Linked DNA regions of Homo sapiens: region 1 is linked to region 2. The links are chromatin contacts, found by Hi-C in ENCODE. All regions are on one chromosome and are shown on one strand. Each heading gives the region's core, a stretch centred on a gene start or an enhancer-like site at or near the end of the contact. The rest is flanking DNA. Distances are from core to core; before and after follow the strand shown. Region 1 holds the start of AFTPH (aftiphilin). Region 2 holds the start of C2orf74-AS1 (C2orf74 antisense RNA 1).

Region 1 (3,440 bases), core at 719-3,218, 3.3 Mb after region 2:
GTACGCACAGGAAAAAAAAACTAGAAGTAAATACAACAAATGTTAACTGGTAATTTTTTTCTTCTTCTTTTCTTGATGCCAAATCTTAGGTAATGCAGTTATGGCCATAATTTTTAAAAGGTAAATAAAAACAATACTATCATTGACTCCAAATGAAATGGACTTTATATTTCCCACAGATTTATCACCTTAAAAACACTCAAATACTTTCCCTTTGTAATAAAATGTCATGAGCATTAGGGCACTGTCTTCGGAATTACATGTAAGATTACCAATTACAAGTTAGTTGGCCAAATAGGTACTCAATTTCCCTATTACAAAATTGTAAGCTGATGGGGGGTGTGCAATTTAATTTAATTTTTTTTTAGACAGGGTTTCACTCTGTCGCGCAGGCTGGAGTGCAGTTTAAATTCATTTAGTTTAAACATGTTCTTAGTGTAGGGTCTGCTTTAAGGTCTAGTCATATGTTCTTATTTTGATATTTCTGTTTAGTAGAGCTGTAAAATGAAAACAAGCATGTGTTCGTTTAAAATCAATTTCTAGTTTCTACACACACACAAATTCAAGCTTGCACACGAGCTAAACCAGCAGGGGGCGAAATACAATAGGCATAAATTTGACAAGCCATATAGATTTTTCTTACTTTAGTGACTGAGCAATAACACAAAATCCAGCATAACCACAAAGCAATTGATACTCCCATTTAAAGTGATGCAGTCTCCGTATATCTTACAGCGATTGAATAGTAAAGAGACAAATGCGGGTCCATTGGAGCGCTCCGAGTTAATTTGTCTAGAACATTGCAGAGGCGGGATAAATCGTGATGAACTGCTATTGTCCTTATCTTTCTCCTGATTTGTATAATTCCTCCACCCAAAGGGGTGGACACTTCTCTGTGCCTGAGGGGATGTTTTCCATTCTTGTTTCTTTGCGTAACTGCTGAGCTTTGCTGTTTTGGAACTATTTTAAATTATTCAAATTACTGATGCAGACGTTTGGCAAATATGGGCAGAATGAGGGGCCGGCGGGGGTCATGATTTGTAGGACCCCGGGCTCATCATCCGAGACAGTAATCATAATCCTGTAGCCTTGTAGTCTGATTGTTACACTGGCAGGTGTTCTAACAGATATTCATTGTAAAGGAGGAGGAAAGGTAATATTTTTATTACCTTTATATAAATAACAGTTGATTATATAAATAATCAACTGTTCAGGACTGATGATGGAAACAAAATCGGTTACGACCTCTGTTCCAGAAATGCGTTTGAATGCATAAGTTTATGGTGATCTCTTTAGCTTCACTAGATATTCTCCGTAAGGGTCTATGAAAAACGACCACCTTCTCCATCCATTAGCCAAATTCCGGACTACTATTTTCTTGTCGGTCTCGAAGACGATTTGTCAGTTTGGCGGCTGCTTTCCCACCTTAAATTCTATTTATCGCAACCTCTTGTTATTTGTTAAATATCAGCTTCTTCCTCTGTCGGCATAAATTTAAAAAGAGGAAGAGACAGGCTGTGAATGAAAAAGTCGTTTTTCGGGGCGAAAAGGGCAAGCTGACGAATGCTCTCTAGTAGGTTTTTGGTAAAAATGTGGTTCTATATTTCCAAACCTTTACAATTTTATTTGGAGAGCAAGAGACTTAATCCGGTCTTGAGCTGAACGTTAACCGGCTGAAAGGAGCACCTGTCCTTCGCCAGGAGCGCAGCCTCAACCGGCGCCTGAGTGCGGGAAGACGTCTATCCCCCTACAGCTCTATGACTCGCAAGGAAGTAAAAGGAAAGGGCAGCTTGCCCGCACCCAAAATGGCGGTCGGCGCTCTGCACGACAGCGCCTGCGCAGGGATAAGCGTTCTGTGACACCAATTCCCCTGGAGTGTCCTCCCCCACCCCACAGCACCCACCAGCGCCCGGTCCCGACCTAGCCACCTGCGCCCGGAAGTGACGTGTCGGCGGCAGCGGTTCCCCCGCTGCATGATGGGAGAGTGTGTGGAGTGGGCGGGGGGTCTCCGCGGAGGAGGTGGAGGAGGCGGCGGCGGCGGCGGAAGAGGGCGGAGGGTAGTGGGATGGGGGTCCCGCGGCAGCGGTGAAACTCCGGGTGGGCGTCCATGGTGCTGCTGCGCTGACAGGGCTGTGAGCAGCCGGCCTTCCGCTCTCACCAGTTCCGCGTCGGAATAGACGGTCCTTCCCCGGGGAGTCAGTTCCTCCCCGGGCCCCTGAGCCATGCCCATCGCAGCCGCCCCGAAGGAGCCAGGTAAGCGCCGCCGCTCCGCTCCCCTAGCTGCGCCGGGGAAAGAGGGTGCGGGGACCAGGCCCGGCCCAGCAGCCAGACCCTCACCCGGGCCGGGAGCATCTGCCCGCCGCGGAGCCGGGAGCTGTGAGGACGGAGCTGGCTCTGCGGGCCTGCGGGCTCCCGGCTCTGCTCTCTTCTGCGGCGAGTGCGGGAACGCCGCTGGTGGCGCCCGAAGCGCACGGCCCCCTCCTCGCCATCCCGGGCACCGGCCGGGTAAGTGGGAGTCCTTCCCTCCCCGGCCACCGCCGGCTCTCCCTGCCCCTTTGCTTCCACCTCCCAAAGCTCCGCGCTGGCTGCGTTCTCCAGGGAGCTGTTCAGAAGTTTGGGGCTTTGCTTGGGCTTCTTCGCTCTCCTTCCCCCTCCCTCGTGACAGGTGTAAACACTGCCTCCTTCACCGAGGCCCGAGGCTGGCCGCGACCTGAGTGTGCTGCTTCCAAGGGTCTCTGAAGCAAGCGAATTTGGAATCCTCCAACAGGCAGAGGGGACAGCCCCAAAGCTCACGCATCCCTTCCTCAGAGTACCTTTTCTGCTGTCTTCTTGCACTCTTCAAGAAATTATCTGCGTCTCCTCTCCAGTTTGCGTTTGAAAAGTTGGACCATATTCCTTAAGTGCCTGGTTTGGCAGGTGCTGCGTCTTGCTTGGGGCAGAGGCAGAGTATGGAGTGAGGGGTGGTAGGGTCCTTGCTCTATTAGGAAAGTAATGGGGATAGCAAGGTTTTTTTTTCCTTGTTGCTTTGTGCAAGTTATAGCTTGGTTATACTGAATCTTTTCTGTTGGGGCCGAGGGAAGAACTGACTCATACATGTAAATTTTTTACTGGGCGGGGGGATGAAACAAAAGTAATGGTTCCGTTTCAAAGTTCTCACTTTAGGAGAAGTAAAGTAGAACTTTGGTTTTCAACTTTTCCTACAGTGTAAGTCTTCCTTCCACCTCCTATTCCGAGGATTTTATTTGGTGGAGGGGAGACACAGAGTTTATCTTTGATGCTACACTTAATTGTTGCTTTCAGTTAACCTCTTAGACATTAAAATATATGCTAAACTCTAGGGACAACAAATGTTTCAACATTATTATGTTAATATAATTAACACAGTCACGTACATTTTATATGCTTTACCAGTTTAAATGTTGGCTTTTTTAGTAGTCATT
Region 2 (3,420 bases), core at 509-3,008:
GTTGGAAGGTGGTAGCTCCGGTAGGCAAATGGAGAAAATGTCTCCACTCGTGAGTGTATTTCGTGGATGACCGCAGGCAAAGGACAGGTCGGCACAGGGGAAGAGAACAGTCAGATGCTTCCACCTTTTCACTGTTCTACCCATTTCTGTGCTAACTACCCATGTAGTTAGCAGAGAACACCCCAGTAACATTGTCCAAATAGTTCGTGCAAAGTTTTAGCTAGAAGCCGAAAATTCGTGAAAGGAATCATTAATACTCCATGATAAAGTGCATCAGTTTGCAGTAACATGCGTTTGCAATCACATTCTTTCGTTCTCTCTAAAGGATTATTACGTGAATAAAATGGAAATACTCCCGCAGTAACATGGGACTAGTTGGAAAGGTGCCGGGAAGGGGGGAGGGCGAGAGACTGCGTCGCGGAAAAAACCGCAGCGCGGCAACTGGGCGCGGACTCGCTCTTAGGCGAAATCCGCAAACGGTGTGACGTGTGCGCGCTGTGGCCCCAAAGGCCGGTCTTACAGCGACCTGGGCGTTCGAGGTCGTGTCCTCGAGAGCTATAGGGAGCCTGCCGAGGCCACCTGACGGCGGTGTCGCGTCTACACTGCCGGTTGGACTCTCAGGCACCCGCTACTCAGCGCCCTGCTTCCCGGCGCCGGGAATCACGAGCCCGCCAGCACCGCGGGACTTGCAGCGCCCTCCGCCCTTCGCAGGCGGCCCAGACAGCCCCGTCCCGCCCTAGCGTTAGGAGACGCGCAGCGGAACCCCGGCGGCCCCAGCCCCTCCCCGCCCGCGCGTCCCCGCGTCCCCGCGTCCCCGCGCGACCCGCCTCCCAGATCCCGGCTGGGGCTCCCGGGCGCGCCGCGGCAGGGCGGGGCGGGGCCGGGGGCGGGGCCTTCTGGCAGTTTCTGGGAGCTGCGAACGCGCCGCCCCGGGGCTCGGCGGCCGGAAACGCTGGCTTCGGAGCCTTAGGCGCCGCGGCCTTTCCTTGTTTTCCGCCCAGTCCACGCCGCCATGGCCAAGTGGGGCCAGGGGAACCCCCACTGGATCGTGGAGGAGCGGGAGGACGGGACCAACGTGAACAACTGGCGCTGGCGCGGCTGGCGGCGGCCTCCTTCCGGGATCTGGGGAGGGCCGGGCCGCGGGAGCCGGGGCTGCCCTGGGGTCTGTGCGGGGCCGCGGGGCCAGGGGGTCAGGGGGCCGCCCCCCCTCAGCTGCTGGACGCAGGGCTCGGCCTTCGCCTCTCGGCTCGGGAGAGTCCTTGAGTACGGAGACCGGCTAGGAGGGTTGCAGCTGCCTCTTTTTGAAAGTTGGGTTGGGCCCCAAGAGTGACTTCCGACAGACCTTTCCACTCCCACCGTCTGTGGCCTGAGGGCCTTCCCTTCTCCTCCCGCCCACCCCTCTGGATGTTTCGGGGAGTTAGAAGGGAGCTGGATTGAGAGACTGTGTTAGGGGCGGGGGTATGGAACGTAGTGGAAAGGGCAGAAATTTGGATCTCAGTTCGCGCCCACCCCGCAGGCGCCTCCCGCGAGCCGGGCCCTCTGTGAGTGAGACAAGCTCCCCTTCCTTTACGCGCCTCACCTGGCGCGTGGGGAGAGGTCGGCAGCCCTCCGCCGCAGAACCTCCGGAAGGGATGTCCTCTGCCCTGCGCCTCTGGCCGGGGCTGTGGTCCCTCCAGGCCGTCGAGGGGATGCTGAGGCCGGTCCCCAGAGGAGCATGACTTGGCTGGTCCGGAGGAGCTCTGAGGGCATGGGCAATCTTGGCTCGCTGCAACCTCAGCTTCCAGAGTTCAAGCGAGTCTCCTGCTTCAGCCTCATGAGTAGCTGGGACTACAGATGCGTGCCACTACGTCCGTCTGATGTTTGTATTTTTAGTAGAGACAGGGTTTCACCATGTTGGTCAGGCTGCTCTCGAACTCCAGATCTCGTGATCCGCCCGCCTGGGCCTACTAAAGTGCTGGGATTACAGGCGTGAGCTAGATCTGACTTTCTAGTGTCCTAGCCTTGGCCCGATGGACATGTCATTTCTCTCAGCTCGTTTCTGTCCCCTAAAGTGAGAATATTGCCTGGGAAGATTACATTAGACGATGTATATGCGAAGACACTTGATAGCTGGTATTGTCATGATTCTGATTAGTTCACTACTGCTACTTTCCCTGTGGCCTAGGCTTTGCCTATTTCCAGTGGGCGAGCTAGCTAGATCCTCCTCCCTTAAATAAGCCAGTGTTTTTAAGACAGAATACTACTTGCATAGTGGACAATAATATCTTAAAGAACTGAGCAGGATGAAAAGAATTTGATAGAAAGCAGGTTTGAGGAGCACATTGGAGGTTGGCAGGTTTCGAGGCTGCTTGAGAGGACTTGGGCCGATCTGGGCTGGGCTTGGACGTGACCCTGGCACCCAGGCAGGTGGATCCCAGCTGGGGCTTCCATTCACGACTTTCTGGTCCCTGGCAGGACAGAGCGGGATGCCACCAGCTTGTCCAAAGGGAAGTTCCAGGAGCTCCTGGTGGGCATCGTTGTGGAGAATGACGCTGGCCGCGGCGAGATCAACGAGTTGAAGCAGGTGGAAGGGGAGGCTTCGTGCAGCAGCCGCAAAGGAAAGCTGATTTTCTTCTATGAGTGGAACATCAAACTGGGCTGGAAAGGTAACAGGGGCCTCAGGGTACTAGTGGGGCTGGGGACAAAGTGCGTTCATCATTCAGCGAATGTTTTTACAGCCCCTGCTATGGGCCTGGCACACTGACTGGCTCCTGAATCAGCGTTGGTAGATCCTGACACTCTGGCCACACTTGAGTTCCATGGGCCAAGAAGGATGGGGATTTCCCTTCTCGCAGCACTCGCAGCTGCTTAGAGCTCATTGCTGTCAGCTGGGCCCTCTTCTACCAGGCCCTTGTGAACAGGAGTCTCCCGGCATTGCTGCCTGGAGCACTCTTCCCCCAGGTAGCTGCCTGCCTCCTTCAGGTCTTTGTCCTGAGTAAAGCCATCTCTGTGCATCCTTGGAGACTCCTGCCTTGTGCCATCTTTCTTCCCTACTTTATTTTTCCCCAAGGCACTGAAACTTGCTTTACAAAACTATTTTGCTTACTGTCCTGCTCCCTCTTTCTGTCATTCAGTAGGGTAGGGATTTCTTTTAAAAACGGCTTTTTTGAGACATAATTCACTCATTTAGTGTGTATAATTTATTGGTTTTCGGTATAGTCACAGAGTTGTGCAGCCATCACTACAATCAATTTAGGAACATTTCACCACCCCAAAACAAAACCCTGGACCCATGAGCAGTCACTCTTGTTGCCCTCCTCTTCCCCAGTCCCTGGTGTCTGCTCACCCGTTTTCTCTGGATTGGCCTCTGAACATTTCACATAGATGAATCATGTAGGATGTGTTTTTTGGTGTCTGCCTTCTTTTACTTCATAATGTGTT

What was found. A loop is a pair of places that touch in the nucleus more often than their neighbours do. Pooled maps may share reads with other maps.
Region 1: a map of naive thymus-derived CD4-positive, alpha-beta T cell shows a loop between it and region 2 (9-fold over the local background). The contact joins the promoter of AFTPH here to the promoter of C2orf74-AS1 in region 2. A Hi-C loop is called at or near these places in 1 of 168 maps with a recorded cell type or tissue (naive thymus-derived CD4-positive, alpha-beta T cell), 1 of 37 single-sample maps with no recorded cell type and 7 of 50 pooled maps.

The regions. Positions count from the first base shown.
Region 1 is chr2:64,522,360-64,525,799 of GRCh38, forward strand. It overlaps AFTPH (aftiphilin), which reads left to right and starts at 1,969. Exons shown (of 10, transcript NM_203437.4): 1 at 1,969-2,253. AFTPH-DT (AFTPH divergent transcript) reads right to left here and starts at 1,796. Exons shown (of 1, transcript NR_136167.1): 1 at 1-1,796. MIR4434 (microRNA 4434) reads left to right here and starts at 3,154; the gene lies at 3,154-3,206. RefSeq lists enhancers at 1,526-1,745, 1,847-2,347, 2,348-2,848 and silencers at 1,946-2,105, 2,136-2,215, 2,226-2,475.
Region 2 is chr2:61,176,527-61,179,946 of GRCh38, forward strand. C2orf74-AS1 (C2orf74 antisense RNA 1) reads right to left here and starts at 1,759. Exons shown (of 2, transcript NR_183879.1): 1 at 1,580-1,759. It also overlaps the pseudogene AHSA2P. RefSeq lists a silencer at 665-1,214.